Regions from separate parts of the Homo sapiens genome. Here region 2 is linked to region 1. The links are chromatin loops, found by intact Hi-C in ENCODE. Cell type or tissue: sigmoid colon. All regions are shown on one strand. Each heading gives the region's core, and the rest is flanking DNA. Links, peaks and the distances in the headings are about the cores only. Region 1 holds the start of LOC105376233 (a long non-coding RNA gene). Region 2 overlaps DELEC1 (deleted in esophageal cancer 1).

Evidence for each region. Peaks named below come from ENCODE experiments on the same cell type or tissue, not always from the same donor. Only the 100,000 strongest peaks of a DNase experiment are listed, where the experiment ranks them.
Region 2: it touches region 1 in a loop (2.5-fold over the local background); 2 of 110 quality-filtered maps call a loop at or near these places.

What each region holds. Positions count from the first base shown.
Region 1 is chr9:115,261,419-115,264,344 of GRCh38, reverse strand. The region is part of intron 2 of DELEC1 (deleted in esophageal cancer 1); the gene reads right to left. LOC105376233 (a long non-coding RNA gene) reads left to right here and starts at 1,802. Exons shown (of 3, transcript XR_930267.3): 1 at 1,802-1,953. In sigmoid colon, for the core only: no CTCF peak of the experiment used is centred there; a DNase peak (open chromatin) is centred at 1,724.
Region 2 is chr9:115,157,859-115,160,784 of GRCh38, reverse strand. All of the region lies in intron 1 of DELEC1 (deleted in esophageal cancer 1), which reads right to left. All of the region lies in intron 1 of LOC124902257 (a long non-coding RNA gene), which reads right to left. Among named protein-coding and RNA genes, the nearest start is that of DELEC1, 18 kb to the right of the region's middle. In sigmoid colon, for the core only: no CTCF peak of the experiment used is centred there; a DNase peak (open chromatin) is centred at 1,614.

The sequences.
Region 1 (2,926 bases), core at 268-2,767:
CCAATTCTTCCAGGTAGCTGCAATTCTCTTCCCTTTGCCTGGGCTATCCTTTCTCATCTGCTCCACTTGGTGACTCTGATTCATCTTTTTATGGCTCTGCCAAACTCACCTTCCAACACCCCAGAAAGGATGAAGAACTCACTTCTGCGCATCCACAGCACACTGTGCACCACCACCACTCCACATCTCCCTCCTGTACAACATCCATTACATTGGATTCCCATTAACCGTGAGCATTCCCCTGTCTGAAGCTATTTTCTTCAAACATAACTTTTGTCATTTCCTGGACATTAGCTCAACATCTGTCCATTTTTCCTGCTTCATCAGAACACAAGTTCCGAGTCTTACATGCATCTTGAGATTGTGCAACTAGTCCAAATTTGGCTCATACGCCAGAAAATGCAATGTGCCACATCATATTGTGTTATTTCTCCAAAAACATGTTATATCTGAAACCTAATGAGTAATGCCTCTGAAAGCTTAATGAGACATTCTAAAAGAACCAAAATTCTGGAAATGCCCAACCTTGTTCAAAAGATTTGTTTTTAGAAGGAATCTTAGGAGATGATGATAAGTGGCCTACTTATCCATCTTGGTCATGTAAAGTAAATCACTTCAGAACAGTGAAGACTCTGCTCAAAGACACATAGGTAGTCAAACTCAAGGGTGAATCTGTAGCCAGCATATTCTGATGCCAATGATAATACCACATCATAAGTCTGCCTGCAAGGCAACCCACATCATCATCACATAATAACAATAATGATAAGAATGACAACTGGAGCTAATATTTATTAAACACATACTAGATGCCAGAAAAAAATGCTAAGCACTTTATAATGAGTATTTCATTTTGTTCTCACTTTATATACATATATAAGGCATGAACTCTGTCTCCATTATATATACAATGAGATCTGGAAAGCTTTGAGACTTGCCTAAAACTACAAAAGGAGTAATTAGCAAAGTGGGAACTTGAACACAGATTCGTGAGGCAGCAGAACAAGAGCTCTCACCAACTTGCCATAATGCATATCCCTGGATGCAGTGTTCAGCATCAATTTAGCTTTCATTTTTAACCTCTAGGAAGGATTAACAGCCCCCTCCTTTGTGTTCCCACAGTGCTAGGTACACCCCTCTATTAGACCACTCATCATGTTATTAGTTTAAATGTCTGTCACATCTACTGGTCTGAGTGCCTCTTGAGTCATGCTTATGTTATGTATCTTTCTATGCCCAAGGCCTGGTAGAATGGCTTATACACAATAGTCATTCACTCAATTTAACAAATAATAACAGGCATATAATAAATGCTTCTTGGATTGGTATAAGGTGTATTCTCTTCACCTGTAGAATGGGGACTGCTCTCCTATAAATAGGGACCATTCCCATTCTTTGATGCCAATGAATGTTCAGGGCTTCAGGAGCCAATACATGTGTACAACTGGCAAGAAACATATTGGGAAAATACTACCCTATTATTACAAGGCACCATTGAAAAGGGAGCAAAAATAAAATTCCTACTCTCCTAACATGATCCAGCTGCAAGAGACAAGTTGTCATTACACTAGTGGAAAGTTATTGCCTCTGGTCTGGAAACCAGCAAACTGGCCTGAAGGCACAGGATGCAGTCTTCATTGCCTATCACTATAAATGCCAACCACACTGTGCAAACACCATTGTGTCTTACCACCAGGTATGCAATCAGTGTCTGCTGGGCAGATTGCCAGGCTGGCCATCTGTGTTGTGCTTGGTTGCTAGGGCACAGGCAGGGAGCTGTGTAGTGTCTTGCTTTCACCCTACCCTCAAAAGCCTGAAGCAATGACAAAGGCTGTTCAAAGTGCTGAGGAACCAAGGAAATGTACATATTTGGCTTAATTCATAAAACTGTCATTGAAGGCCAGCTAAGAAGACGAAGATTTTTGTCCAGGATCTGCAGCTGTGAGACCACAGGTTAGACATTTATTTCTCTGAACATGTAAAGTCCTCACTTGTAAGTAAGAAAGACCCAAAGCTAAGTGTTTCTTTGGGAAACACTCTGTGTTTCACTGGCAATATGTAAAATGTTTATGGGTACTACATGGACAAACTTCTAAACATTTCAGCAGTTATAAATTATTGTAATGTGCACTAGAAGATAATTATCATCTCATACACTTGATGTCACATAAGTTCTTAGAATGAATGTAAAGTAATTCAGTTTTTACAGTTGTTCTTAAGTTTTTATGTTATTTTCTCAACATAAGAAAATATTAATACCAATGGAGGGGATAGGTGGATATGATGATAACTATAAAGATGGAACAGAAATGATGAGTTGGATGAGTCAGATCTGGCATTCTAGCATTTGACTCTGTGATTCAATCACCAATGACTAATTGGCAAAATTATCCAGAAAATTCAGGCAATAGTAAATTTATTCTGAAAATGACTCTATTTATATAGGCCCAGTATATCAAAACAAACACTTTTGAACACTTACAGGATATCAGGCACTAGGCTGGGCATTGTGGATATGAAGACCAATCTTGGCAGAGTCTAACTAGGGATACATCTGGGAAGATAAATTATTCCAGTTTAGTGTGATATTTACAATAGTGTGAAGTAATCTGGGAGTCAGAGAGAGAATACCCATTCTTCCTGGGGGAGAGGAATAGTTGAAGTCATCACAGAGGAAATAAATATTGAATTAAGCTTAAAAGACTAAGCAAACATTATCTGAGTATATAAGAAGGGGAAGACCTTCAAGGGAGAAATAAAAGCATGTGAAGTGTTGAACAGCAAATCTAATGGAAAAATTATTTTTTCTTACTCTATATATCATTTGCAAACAAAAGCATCTATGTAACTGTTTTGTACATTTCATAAGTGAGAGATCCAGATATTGAATAAAGTTATATGCAATTCCAACCCTATGTTCTTTCTA
Region 2 (2,926 bases), core at 120-2,619, 100 kb after region 1:
TCTCCCCAGGGATCACCACTCTGGATAAAAGCAATCTAACCAGCAAGGTAGATGCTCATTCCTCGCTGCAAGCCTGTCAATAAGATTTTGGCATTTAGTATGTACCAGGCAGTGTGTTGCAGAGAAAGTAGCAAAGAAGAAAGATCCAGTGCCTGCTCTCAAGAAGCTCAAGGAGGCCAGGCATGGTGGTTCACATCTGTAATGCCACCACTTTGGAAGGCTGAGGTGGGTGGATCACTTGAGGTCAGGAATTTGAGACCAGCCTGGCCAACATGGTGAAACCTCATCTCTACTAAAAATACAAAAATTAGCTGGGCATGGTGGCAAATGCCTGTAATCCCAGATACTCAGGAGGCTGAGGCAGAAGAATCGCTTGAACCCGGGAGGTGGAGGTTGCAGTGAACCAAGATTGCACCATTGCACCCCAGCCTGGGCAACAGAGTCAGACTCCATCTCAAAAATAGTAAATAAATAAGCTCAAGGAATTACCCAAGGTAACAGTCAAGTAAACTGCTGCTGACAAAGCAGTGAATGGACAGAAGTGATTCAGAAGGCATCAACCTGGGAAAAAGGGAAGACCTCCTGGGGCATTTACAGAAGTCCTGTACCACCGAGGATTGGGTGACCATCCTTTTGTCCATGGTAGCTCTCATCTCCATGGCACTCGGCAAATACCAGGGGCTCTATAAATATTTGTTGACTCAGAATTAATTAGTTCCATTTGATTAGTCATTGATCTCTGATTAGCATTTGACAGGGAAAGCAAGGTGACATCTAGTCAGTATCTTTCAGTGGAAAGATCATCAATAGGTTTTGGTATCAAAAATTCTTGGTTTAAGTTCCAACTCTGCCACTCACACCCATGTGAATCTGGGCAAGTGACTTGAACCCTCCAGGTCTAATTTTTTTCACAGTCAACATTAGGATAATATCTCCTTGTGTCATTGTGAGAATTGAATATGAAAATGCACTCAGGTGATATTGAATATGGTAGGTTCTTAGTAAGTATTTGTTCCTAATAATAATGGTAGCAGAAGTGGGTTGATCCTTTAATGTGTGCCAGACAAAGGACATTATATGCATTATAACTTTTAGTCCTTACATCGGCTCCATAAAATGGACCAACTATCACTTCCATTTAGCAGGAGAGAAAACTGAGTCTCAGAGAGTTCAGGCAATGTGTACTATGCCATGCACTGGTCTGAAGTGGAGCTGCACTCTGAAGCCCTATTCTCTCCCATGTCTCTAATCATGATTTTGTTCTCCCACATATGGCCTCCATCTTTTCCCACAGAGACGTCAAGATACTGAAAAGTTTATGCAACTTACACAAGTTCACATGGTTGATCATTGACCATGATGCTGTGATGAAAAAATGCATTCTAGTAAAAGGGACTTCTTACCACGATTAGGCAACAGAGCCCAACACCTCCACTCTTTTTTATAACTGGAAATGATGTGTCATGAGAATACATGGAAAGTTTCAACAATGCCTGACACCGCTATTTCTCTGTTGCTGGTGACTTAGCTTTTCCATTAAGACCCACAAGGGAAGGAGAGCAACAAAATCCCAGCATGTCCCATCACCCAGCCCAGAATGCCCTCCCCCAAGAAGGTTCTGAGGTGTCAGGAAACACATTTAGACTCTGCAGCTGGCGTGAAAATAGTGCTGCATGGTCTGGTTCTTGTCCTCACCATATTCTGTCAAAGTACATAATTTGCAAGTCATGCCCATGGGGACATCTGGACTCTGTCATTGCCCCCAGGACCTATGCCAGTCTGGACCAGCTGTCGGAGTTAAAGAATCTCAGAATTAAAGTACAGTTTAGCTGACCAAATTGATAGAAATGAAAATGGATCATATAATATTACTGTTACCCAAACATATTGAAGCTTCCCTGTGTGACAATCCCTTGAAGAATGACTACGCATTCATTCTCTCATTTAGTAATCACAACACTCCCATAGGAAAGAAAATATGTAAGTTTTATATATAAAAACAATGAGCCAGGCCAGGCGCAGTGGCTCACGCCTATAATCCCAGCACTTTGGGCAGCTGAGGTGGGTGGATCATTTGAGGTCAGGAGTTCAAGACCAGCCTGGCCAACATGGTGAAACCCCGTCTCCACTAAAAATACAAAAATTAGCTGGGTGTGGTGGAACATGCCTGTAATCCCAGTTTACTCAGGAGGCTGAGGCAGGAAAATCGCTTCAACCAGGGAGGCAGAGGTTGCAATGAGCTGAGATCACACCACTGCACTCCAGGCTGGGCGACAGAGCAAGACTCCGTCTCAAAAAAAAAAAATTAAAAAAAAATTAGCCGAGCGTGGTGGCGCATGCCTGTAATCCCAGCTACTTGGGAGGCTGAGGCAGGAGAATCACTTGAACCTGGGAGGCAGAGGTTGCAGTGAGCCGAAGTTGTGCCACTGCACACTCCAGCCTGGATGACAGAGTGAGGCTCTGTCTCAAAAAACAAACAGACAAACAAAAAACAATGAATGATTTGTCCAACAATTCACAGGGTAATATGAAAACTTTCCTTTAGTCAGTGTTCCAGCTCCCTACTTTCTCTGCAGATATTGTCCTTTTGCTGTTATTTATAGTCCCCCTCCTTGCTCTGGTATGGTCTTATCCTGGCTGAGTGGGTGTTGAATGAAAGAAATAGGAAGATATAATTTTGGAGAATCCACCCTTTGCCAAGGACTACATCAAGTAACCAGGTACTTATAATACTTCTCTCAAGTAGTTTCTCACAAGACTAAATATCACCATCTCCTTTTTACAGATGAGGACAAGGACACTCAGCGAAGTGCACAAAGGACACTTGCAAGTGAGAGAACCTTGGACTCCATGCCATGATCTTCCTACCACCCAGGAGAGCAAGTTAATAAGAACATTAAAATGGTCAAATAGGCCGAGCATGGTG